Regions from separate parts of the Homo sapiens genome. Here region 2 is linked to region 1. A link is an interaction called in ENCODE POLR2A ChIA-PET data of the cell type or tissue named here. Cell type or tissue: GM12878. All regions are shown on one strand. Links, peaks and the distances in the headings refer to the core of each region. The heading gives the core; the rest is flanking DNA. Region 1 has its middle 42 kb from the start of PLCL2. Region 2 overlaps PLCL2 (phospholipase C like 2).

Evidence for each region. ChIA-PET counts read pairs that join two places held together with the same protein. Peaks named below come from ENCODE experiments on the same cell type or tissue, not always from the same donor. Only the 100,000 strongest peaks of a DNase experiment are listed, where the experiment ranks them.
Region 2: POLR2A ChIA-PET joins it to region 1 with 11 read pairs; 3 of 35 experiments call an interaction of 5 or more read pairs at or near these places.

Annotation. Positions count from the first base shown.
Region 1 is chr3:16,840,192-16,845,574 of GRCh38, forward strand. No RefSeq gene overlaps it. Among named protein-coding and RNA genes, the nearest start is that of PLCL2, 42 kb to the right of the region's middle. RefSeq lists an enhancer at 2,125-2,374. In GM12878, for the core only: no CTCF peak of the experiment used is centred there; DNase peaks (open chromatin) are centred at 1,860, 2,120 and 2,390; H3K4me3 peaks cover 2,178 bases; H3K27ac peaks cover 2,437 bases.
Region 2 is chr3:17,002,477-17,007,859 of GRCh38, forward strand. The region is part of intron 1 of PLCL2 (phospholipase C like 2); the gene reads left to right. Among named protein-coding and RNA genes, the nearest start is that of PLCL2-AS1, 49 kb to the right of the region's middle. In GM12878, for the core only: no CTCF peak of the experiment used is centred there; no DNase peak of the experiment used is centred there.

The DNA of each region.
Region 1 (5,383 bases), core at 95-5,094:
TATAATATTTAGTAGTTGTATGATTAAATTTAAAGGCATCTCTGGCAAAATCCCAAATAGTCTTACTGATAGCCTTTCTAGTTGTGTGTAGGAAGTGAGTGTGTTTCTGACAGGTTTTGAGATGAGAAATACCACACACAAAAGAAAATCCAAACCATTAGGGTATTTGACTGATAAAATATCTTTTACTGTACGGATCATGAAGAGATAATTCAATACAGATGGTTAATGAAGATATTTTTACTTCATTGGTAATTTCAAGAAATACAAATTCAAAGAACAACAAAATCAAATTTTCACCTGCTACGTTTGTAGATTTAAAAAGAAGATTGACTACTGGTGAGGATGCAGAAAGATGGGCAATCCCGTTTGTGGTTGGCCAGAAATTTGATACAATTTTTATTATACATAGATAAATAACTTCCTAGTACCAAATTTTCTGCCAGTTATTAATACTGAGTGTTATTAACACTGGGAAGTTATTTGTCAATATATAACAAAAAGCCTTTAAAATGTTTATATCTTTCAACCGAGTCATCTATTTTAAAGAAATAATAATTTTGTAAAGGAAACAAAAAGTTATACTCAAAGATATCCTTGCAGTGCTACAATTTTTAATGGGGAGAATTGGAAACAAGCTCAGAACAATAAAAGGGTGGGTGGTTAAATATGCTACTTAGAATGAAATATGCTGGCATTAAAATGAGATTTTAGTAATAATCTATGGTCATAGCTACCATTTATGAAGAGTTTACTATATGCCAGGCCCCAAGCTAAGCACTTTGAAAATATATTATTTTATTTAAATCTTATTACAACAGATTAGTAACCTCCCAACTTCCAACAATTTTATCACCTCATTTAAACTCATTTGACAAATTAGAAAATGGGGGAAAAAAGTGTTAACATGAGCAAATTCTCTTGATATTCCTTTAAGCAAAAAAAAAAAAAAAAAGGAAGTATACAAAGTTGTATGCACAGTAGTCCCCTCTTATCTGCTTATCTGCATGGGATGCCTTCCAAGACCCCCCACCAGATGCCTGAAACCTCAAATAGTACTGAATCCTATATATTCTCTGTTTTTTCAAACTGATAACCAAAACAACTACTATGTGGTATACATCGTGGGTATTCTGGACAAAAGGATATTTCACATTTCAGGAGGACCTAGTGGGACAGCGTGGGAGTTCATCAAGCACCTTAGAATATTGCACGATTTTAAACTTATGAATTGTTTATTTCTGGAATTTTTCATTTACTATTTTCAGACTGCAGTTGACTGCAAATAACTAAAACGTTGGAAAGTGAAAGTGCAGGTGAGAAGGGACTGCCGTAGTTTCAGCTCAACTATAGAAGTACAATAAACCCACTCATAATCTTGTAAGTAGGAATAAAACTCCAAACTGCATAAAGTGCAGGTTTGTATTATTACCAAGTTCCTGAAGTATCAGTGGGGGCTGGAAGGTGGAGGACAGCTCCATCGCTAGTCATTCACATGCATTATTCTGGATACATGAAGTTTAGTGAGAAATTTACCGAGATGTTGAGTGATTTTTCTCTGTATTGTAGCATTATGGGTAATTTATGCTTTTCTGGCTTTTCCACATTTTCTACAATTAGCATGTAGACGTATTGCATTAAAAATGCTTTGAAAAGTTTAGAAAACTTAAAGCAATTTGTTTTACTAATTTTTTAAAATAAGAGGGCAATGACATCTCTATTCTTTACAGTCCTTTTAGATCTGACAGCTCAGTAATTTAGACAGGAGAGAGAAAAGACAAAGCCCAGTGGTCAGAGGGAAATGGGAGGTGTGTCCCCTCCCAGCTACAGTGAGGGGGCCACGTGACGCCTGTGGCAGCATCTGTGGTCACATATGTTACAAGTGAAAAAAATATCACAATGAGGTTGGTAAAGCCTTGGGCATTACCCAACCTCATGTAGCTACCAAAATGTTTATTAAAAAACTATTTACAAAAGAAAGAAAGACACTATTAAGGGGTAAAACCAGTTTTCTGTATTATCTAAGAATAGAGATGCTCCCCCAAGTTAGCATGAGAGGCTAATTAGGGAACAGCGCTCTTTGACAAGAAACAAGAAGCAGGCTGGTCTCCTTCTGCTGTTTGCAGGATCTTTGAAAACTGAACTGAAGTTAACTTTGAGGCCGGCCCAGCATTTGTTAAATCTGAGCTTCTGAAGCTGCCGCAGCTGCAAGGTGTGCTCCCAGCTCCTGCAGCAACCCAAGTAACCGGGGGAAGTGCCGGAGGTGGTGAGCAGAAGTAGGGAGAGGGGCGATCCCCCTGCAGGATGGGATGCCAGGCCCAGGGTTGGGCCTTACAGGAAGTGCCCAGCTTTTGTTGAGGTGGCTGTGCCAAGCAGCAGAGGGCCCGCCCTTGTTTGTTGGGGTTTTCCTACTGGGTTCCGTGATGAGGTGGCTTAAAAGCAGAAGACTCAGAGAACCCTAAACGCTGGCTCAGGCCTGAAGGCTGAAGTTAGGTGCATTTAGAGAAATCGTTCATGTATGCAGGGGGCAGCTGGAGCAGCTGAGAGAGAGAAATGTCAAGTATTAGGTTCCAGATGGGCTCCTAGCAACATAATGCTAATTTTCCAGAGTGCTTTCACCTTTCTTCAGAGCCACTCATTCGTTCCTTCAACTGATGTTTACTCAGTATTGTTATAGGCACTGGAGAAGCCAAGATAAATAAGACACCTTTGCTGCCCATCCAGGTAGGAGACAGAGAACCAACAAACACATTTCAGTGTGGTGAGTGCTGTGGTGGGCCCAAGACCAGGGCACTGTGGGCACTCCCTGGAGAAGAACCTCACCGAAGCCAGGGGTTCAAGGAAGTGATAATATCTGAGCTATGTCTTACTTTGGTGCGTCTCCGATTGTAACGGATGCAAAAAGCACTTGGGGATCGTGTTAAAATGCAGGTTCTGATTCAGCAGGGTTGGGTGGAGCCTGAGATTTTGCGTTTTTAACAAGCTCCCAAGTAATGCCAATGCTGCTGGTCCAAGGTCCACATTTCAAGTAGCAAAGTCCTAAATGATGTCTAAGAAGGAGTCAGCCAGGTGGAGAAGTGGGAAAGGATATTCCTAAGAGAAGGCACATTCCACGCACTCCACTTAGGGAGCAGGAAGGGTTGCCCCTTGAGGGAAGTTGGGGTTTTGCTGGGTAGGCTTGAAATTGCCCTGGGTTGGCCTCTTTATTCTATTAGGGGTTTAATTCATTTAAAGTTTGAATCATTCATTCAAGTCTTTAAGGCTCAGCCCTAAACCTGATATTCTAAGAAATATATTCCTAACACTCACCTGACGTGTGTCCTTAATGGTGCCTAATGGTCTTTTTTCCTTAGTGATCTTTCCCTCTCATGTAGATGATAAGATCCTCGGAGCAAACCCAGTGGTGATGATCAGCCAATGTGATTGAGTTCTTAGGGTCCTAGGCTATAGCTGTACAAGGGAACCCATTGCTTGTTCACACCATAGCTAGCACAGTGCCTGATACACATGAGAAGCTAGTGCTCATTACATACTGAGTTTAAAATGAATGGATGAATTAGTATAAATACCTCAGGTGGGGTTCAGTAAGAAAATAGTAGAGTGATTAAGAGTACAAGCAGTGGAGTTACAATGCCTGGGTGCAAATCCTGGCTCTGCAAGTGCTAGCTTCATTAACCTGGGCACATCCTATAACCCCTTTGTGCCTCAATTCCTCATCTGTAAAATGGGATTGATAGTAATAGCTGCCTCAAAGGATTGTTGAATGCAATAAATAGCATAATACATATTGATTGCTTCTAAGAATTATAAACATTCAATAATTGTTATCTCTTATTTTTGTTAAGGGCTGAGTTTGACATTAGCCAACCTGTCCACATATTAACTGGGATACCTTGGTGAGGACGGGAATGTTTGTCTGAGGTAGGGATTATGGGTGAACTGATGAATCTTTGCTATGCCTGCCCTTCATTAACACACATTATGGCCGGTAATTGTATTATTTTTCGTAAAATACTTATTTGAAGCTAAAATAGGAAATCACATACATAAAGATAAAAATAGAGGTCTTGGCAGGGTTCTTCAAATGGGACCCTCAAGTATGAGCTGGTTTCATGAGATCACCTGTAGTTATTAGGGAGTGCTGTGTGGGAGAATTTTATTCTGTCTCCCTGTGTAATCACCTGAGCTGGGCTTTTGGAATTCTAGATGAGGTAATAAAAATAGGAATGTTTGTCAACAGGCAGCCAGTAGATATACACCTAGCTGAAACTGTATGTCGTATGGGTGAGAAGGCCATGGAAACTTGTGACTTCGCAGCTCAATACTTTTGTGAATTATTTACAGTTTAGAGTGGCTATTGAAAAGCTCTGGGGCTGATACTGTCTTATCTTCTTTTCTTTTTTTATTCATAAATACTTAGACCTGCACTGTCCAGTACAATTGTCACTAGCCACATGTGGCTATTTAAATTAATGAAAATTAAATAAAATTAAAAATTCAGTTGCGCTAGACACAATTCAAGTGCCCAATGGCCACATGTGGCCAGGTGTCACTAAACTGGACAGCACAGGTAGAAATATAGGACATTCCATTGGACATTACTGACAGAGTGCAAGTTGTAGACTTTAAGAGTTGCAGATTATAATTGAGTTACCCAGAGATGGCAAAATCCCAGAACTCATGCAATAAGGATGTTGCAGAATCAAATACAAAAATTAGGAAATGTAAAGGGCAAGTTTGTGTTACCTTTAGACAATAAAGTTTGACTCTACAGAGTTTTGTTCAATAGCTATTAAATAACCAGGCACTCACTCTATGTAAACTAAACAAAGGGCTCTGGGGAAGAAAGCAGAGTCTGTCAGAGGCAATCACTGGCCCTAAACTGCTTGCTGGTGAGTTGGATAGATACTAAGTGCATAGAACATAGTCCAAGGAGGTATGTGAGGAAAAGCTGATGAAATACTGAGACTGGAGTGAGTTCAATACAGGAGGCGATGCCTGACTTTGACATGATAGGAGGTACAAGTGGGACTGAGTCAAGGAGACAGTAATGGGTACAGCATGCTGGGGAAACAGAGAATAGGTAACTCCAGATGAATTAAAAATATTAATAGAACTTGAATGCCAATCTAGACATCATCCTACACATGGTGGGAGCCACAGAAGGATTGGGAGCACAGGAGTGCCATCAAGCAGGTAGTATTTCGCCAAGGTGAGTCTGGCAGGGCTAAAGAACTGGACTGGAAGAACCAGCCATCTTTGCTGGGATACCAGCCCAGAGGTTGTAGAAAAAATCCAGGCAAGAGGTGAGAAACACCTGACCAAGGTCAATGGAAGGGGAAATGAAAAGGGAAGCAATAAAAAGGAAAATTCAAAAGGTTTT
Region 2 (5,383 bases), core at 79-5,078, 160 kb after region 1:
CATCTGAACTAGAATTCTTATTGATCTTTTTCTGTATGTGACTTTCTTTTTTCTTTGGCTGCCTCAAAGCTTTCTCTTTAATTGGTTTTCAGCAGTGTAACTATGACATATCCAGGTGTGTGTGTGTGTTTGATCCTGCTTGAGCTTCTTATTCTTGAGCTGCTTAACTTGGAAAATTCTAGGACATTATCTCTTCAAATATTTTGTTGCCCTATTATCTCTCCTGTTTTTCCTACAGGGACTTTGTTTTCACGTATGTTAGATAACAGCTCTTAGATGCTCTGTTTTGTTTTTCTAAAAAAAATATGTATATACTCTTCTGTTTCCTTGTATTTTCATTTGGATAATTTCTATTGACCTATCTGCAAGTTTACAGATTCTTTTCTTGACTGTATTTAGTCTGCTTATTACCCTATCAAGGAATTCATCATCTCTGATGTGGGTTTTTTTTTTAACAGTATTTCCTTTGGACCATATTTTATAATTCCCATCTTTCTGTGGAAATATACCATCTGATCATGCATATTGTCCACTTTTTCCACTAGATCTTTTAACATATTAATCATAGTTGTTTTAATCTTCCCATTTAATAGTTTCAGCATCTTCTGAGTCACTTCTAGAGTCTGGCTCTGTTGATTGCTTTATCTCTTGACAATGTTTTTTTGTTGTTTTTGTTTTGTTTTTCTTTTTACTTTTTTGGTATGACCTGCAATTTTTATTGGATACAAAAATCATGGTTAATAGAGACTGAAGTAAATGATGTGCTCAGAAATGGGCATATCTCTTCTTCCAGGTCATTAGTGTTGGGAAGATTGAGTCAGTAATTGAGCCAGGTTTGGGATTTGTGTTGCCATTGTTACCTTCAATGTACCACTGGCTTCAAATTTCTCCACTGGTGGGCTACTGTTACCTTGTGTTTTGTGTGAAGGAAGCAGGTAGCATACTAGAGGGTTTACTCAGAGTTCCTGCTCTGCCCTCAGCTCTCACCTGTGAATGCCTGTGTCAGAAAGGGGTCTCTTCCCATGTTCTTGTCCCTCCTGTAATGGTAGACTGCTTGCATTTTGGTGCTAGGCTTCTGGTAGGGTCAGGGAGAAGTTTTGGTCCTGCTGATCCAGTTTCAGTCTTAGGCAGCCCTATGCACCTGGGCCTCAGGAATGGGCCTTCTCACCTGTCCTAACCTGCCCTGCTCCCTGTGGCAGCCAAACTCTGCCTGTATCTGTTTAGAATTTGGGCAGGTGATAGTTTTCTGCCACTCTACTGGTCATAGCAGAGCTGTGCTTTTGTTGATGCAAGCTCCTGATTACAAGAGGTTCTGCTACCCCCTGGGGCAATGGATCTTTGCCTGGTTCCAGAGGTGGATGGGTTCTGCTTCTACCCTTTTCCCAGTGGCCCTGTTCTACCCCCAGTTTTTCTCAGGAGCACCCATGGAGAAGATTTACAAATGAGTGCAAACTCTTCCTGTGTCTGGCACTCCCGGTTACCCTAGATGGATACACTGGGTCACACTTGGCTTTTAAGAATTCCTTAAAATTTTATCTGATTTCCTCTTACCTGCTTCCATGGTGGCCACATCTTCTTCCCACGCTCTACCAAACCCAGAACAGTTTCTTGTGTCCTATTTCTCCTTGGAGGGGCGTGTCACTCTTTGAAATTCCGTTCCCTTGGTTTCTGTGTGACCGTGGCTCTCTGATGCATACAAGAACAGTTATGATTTTATAGATTATTGGGCTTTTTCTTGTTAGGGTAGAAGTGATATTCTGTTTTGGCTTTCTGTGTTGTAAACCGCCATCTAAACTTTACTTGCCCCCACTTCATGACTTTTTAAGTCACCCATAGGCTCCTAAGATCTGAGCCCTCATAGACTCTGCAAAGCTAGGGCAGGGGTGAGCTTTTGGAATACAGAATACTGTAGAGGACATGACAGAAGAGGAGCGCCCATGGAGGAGAGGCATCCACAGGCCAAGGAGTTTCTGTTACTTGCAATAAAGGGCCTTTCCACATGAGCAAGAAGCAGCATTTAACTGTACCTAGCTTTCCTTTATATTATTTTATTCTTTTTCATTTCATTTTATTTTATAAAATGACCTTCAGAGTGACTGTCTTGCTCCAAATTCCCCCTTTTCTTCTTTTTTCTCATCTTAAAGAGCACATCAAAGTTTTAAAGATGTGTGAAAAACTTTGCAGGGTAGCCCTTATGTGCCTGGCATGACTTATTCTTTCAATTCAGAGTTATTGTTATTGAGCTGAAGAAAGGTCAGGCCTTGCTGTGCTCATTTAATGGACTTCAAGTTCTTTCTTGGGTTTTTTTGTTTAGTTTTGTATTGTTGTGTAAAAGAGAAATTTTTCTAACCCCCAGTTTCTCAACTCTAATTCTAAATCCCCCTTGATAAACATGGTGATCCCCTACCTTTCTTTAATGTTATTTATATTTCAGATTAAATAACTTGATTCAAGCAAACCAGAGAGATAAATGGCTGCTTTGTTTTCATACTACACCCTCTCCCCATTCTGAGCCACCCCATGCCCACACCCTAGCCCCACACCAGAATGACTGCTTAGACTTGGTGACTGTTTTGCCAGGGTATTGAATCTGGATATTGAAACATCATTTTCTCATGATGTTTTTTGAGGAATAATCAAACAGAAAATGGGAACAAATGAGGCTTGAAAGACAGGAGTCTTTCAAGTGGAAGTCTTTCAAGTCTTTCAAATGGAATAGGAAACAGGAGGTAATTTTCTTCCAGCAGGGCATTAACTATCTGTGTGCCCTTAGACAAGACTGCAGCTCCACAACTTGGTTTCTTGTTCCTCTTCTCCAGAGCGAGCTAAATCGATTGAATCAGTGCCAGACACTTTGTTGCCAGCCGATGAAATGAGGTTCACCTATTCCTTATCCCGTTTCAGGATGAGAATTTATGAAATTACCCATGCCCATTTATGAAATTGCCACTACCTAAGTATCCCAGATGGTAATTTTAGTGGCCTCCTATTTTTAGTGACAGCCTTCTATTAAATAAAGTAGGCAGTTATGTTAGAAAGATGTATGTTTTTCCATAGGACTCAATATGGCTATTTATGTTTTTAATGCTAAATATGAGTCGTATAAACATTTCTATTTTTCCTGAATTTGCTGTGGTGCAGAATGTTTCCCTAGTCTCTTTCTAGTTCATTGCTTTATCTAAAATCATTCCCGGTATGAAATTGTTATTCTGTTGGCTAATGTACAAATGAACCTTTGTTTCTTTCTAGTTCTAAATTTTAAGATTGTCAAGAAATGCAAAATTTCAGGGTTGATATGGAGGTAGGTTCTTTGGAAGCCGGTTTTCTTGCAGTCCGGACATTGTTTGTGTATTCTTTCTCTTGAGGTTACTAAGTTCTAATAGAGTAGCAGAATTGCACCAAGTTTCCCTTCTGTTGTATTCACCACTCAGAAGCTTTGGGTGATGAGTACTCCTTCACAGTATAACAGCCAATTCTGAGAAATAGTTTATACTATTTTTTAAAAGTATTTTGAGGCACAAGTGTCTCAGCAGAAACCTGCATTTTTTCCTCTGGTTTTAGATGGTTAATGCATGTGAGTATTATGCATTTAATGTTCTTCCAGTTAAAAAGGTATATGTATAGCACATGTAGGTTGAATAATCTTCATTATTTAGTTTAAACTAACTTGCATTACAAGGCAGCATAAACAATAGATCCCAGCTCTCTGCTTCTGACCAGCTACTTAGCTTAGGCAAGTATTTGATCACTGCCAGGCTGAACAATGAAAGACAAGTTGAAATGAGTAAGAGTGGGATAAGGATTCCAGGAATTAGGCAATTTGGGGCTCAGTCTCCTGCCATTGAACACCAGTTCTCCTTCCCTCCCACACAAGTGCTTCTGTCCTCCCCTTCCTTTTCTGCTGACTGTGGAAGACCATTTCGCCAGCTTCTCCTGTATTCACATCCACTTGTTGCTCCCAGCCAGAGATTCTGGTCCACCCATTAAGGAGTGCAAGCTCACATCTGTTCTCTTCCTTATTGGTCTCTAAACAAGCATACTCCTCTATTGGTGTTTTCTGATCACTTTATCTGCTAGTGAGGAAGGAGAAGCAGATTCAGGCCTTGGTGTGCTATGGAGACAGTTCTAGGCAACAGCAGATGGAGGGAGAGGAAGAGACAGGAAGTCTCTGCTAAGGGGTGTCCTTGATGTCATTATATCTGCCCGTGGTTGGGTGGTCATCATGTTCATGTGTCTGCAATTGATAACCAGAAGTCTCCATTCAAAGCCTGGGCTGGTTTGTGAAAAGCATGGCAATGTTCTTAAAGCCACAGTGTGGTGTTTAAGCTGCTGCCTGTTCCACATACATGGGTATGTGAGCATGTGTGTATGTTATTAACTTACTTTGCTATTAGGCCTTTTCCCTCTTAATAAAAAAGAAACCTGTTTATCTGAAATGTATCATTTATAACAAATTAGAAAGTGTAACAGAATATTAATCAGCCTGTAAAAATGAAAGAATAAAAGATTACAATGTTGGGAAAATACTATATATTTCTTAATGGATCAGTGGATAAACCACATCCATATATTTTTGTAATTGTTCTACTAGTGTCATCTTTGAGACACGATATATAAAGATTATAAAATTCCCTAACTGAGTCAGTATGTTGTCTTTATCAAAGGTAAATGCGTCTTTTAAAAACTAAAGACATCGGTCAGGCGTGGTGGCTCACACCTGTAATCCTAGCACTTTGGGAGGCTGACGCAGACGGATCACGAGGTCAGGAGATCGAGACCATCCTGGCTAACATGGTGAAACCCCGTCTCTACTGGGAAAAAAAAACTAAAGACGTCATTCTGAAAAATAGAAAATTATACATTTGTTTCATGTCCTTATGCATGGCTGATTACAAAACTAATTTCATGCTAACTCACTCAAATTGATGTAATACAATCTATGCTTTAGGGATTTGAAATGGCTTTAATATAATGTATCTTACAGATACAATTACCACAGTTTTTATGTATTTTGCACTTTATTGTTCTGAGGATATAATTGTAAAGAAATATTCTACCTTGTGGCTTTTATGTTTTGTCTTGGCACCCAGATCACAAAAGCTTCTATGGTTCATTTTGAAACTTTGAGGAAAATGATACCCATATGATTTAAAGTTTAAGTTTAATTACCTTCTGCAAATTGCTTTTGGAAGTATAGGTAGTTAGAAAGTAAAAGTGGTTTTAAATTTCAGAGATAGAGTATAGCATAATAGCTTTTTAAAATACAGATATTTTCTATCCAGAGCAGGAAAATTAGAATTGCCTTTGGATAATATTCAACAATGTTCTTTTCTTTGTCATGAAAGTGATATAATTCCAACTCCCATCCCTATTTCTTATTTAT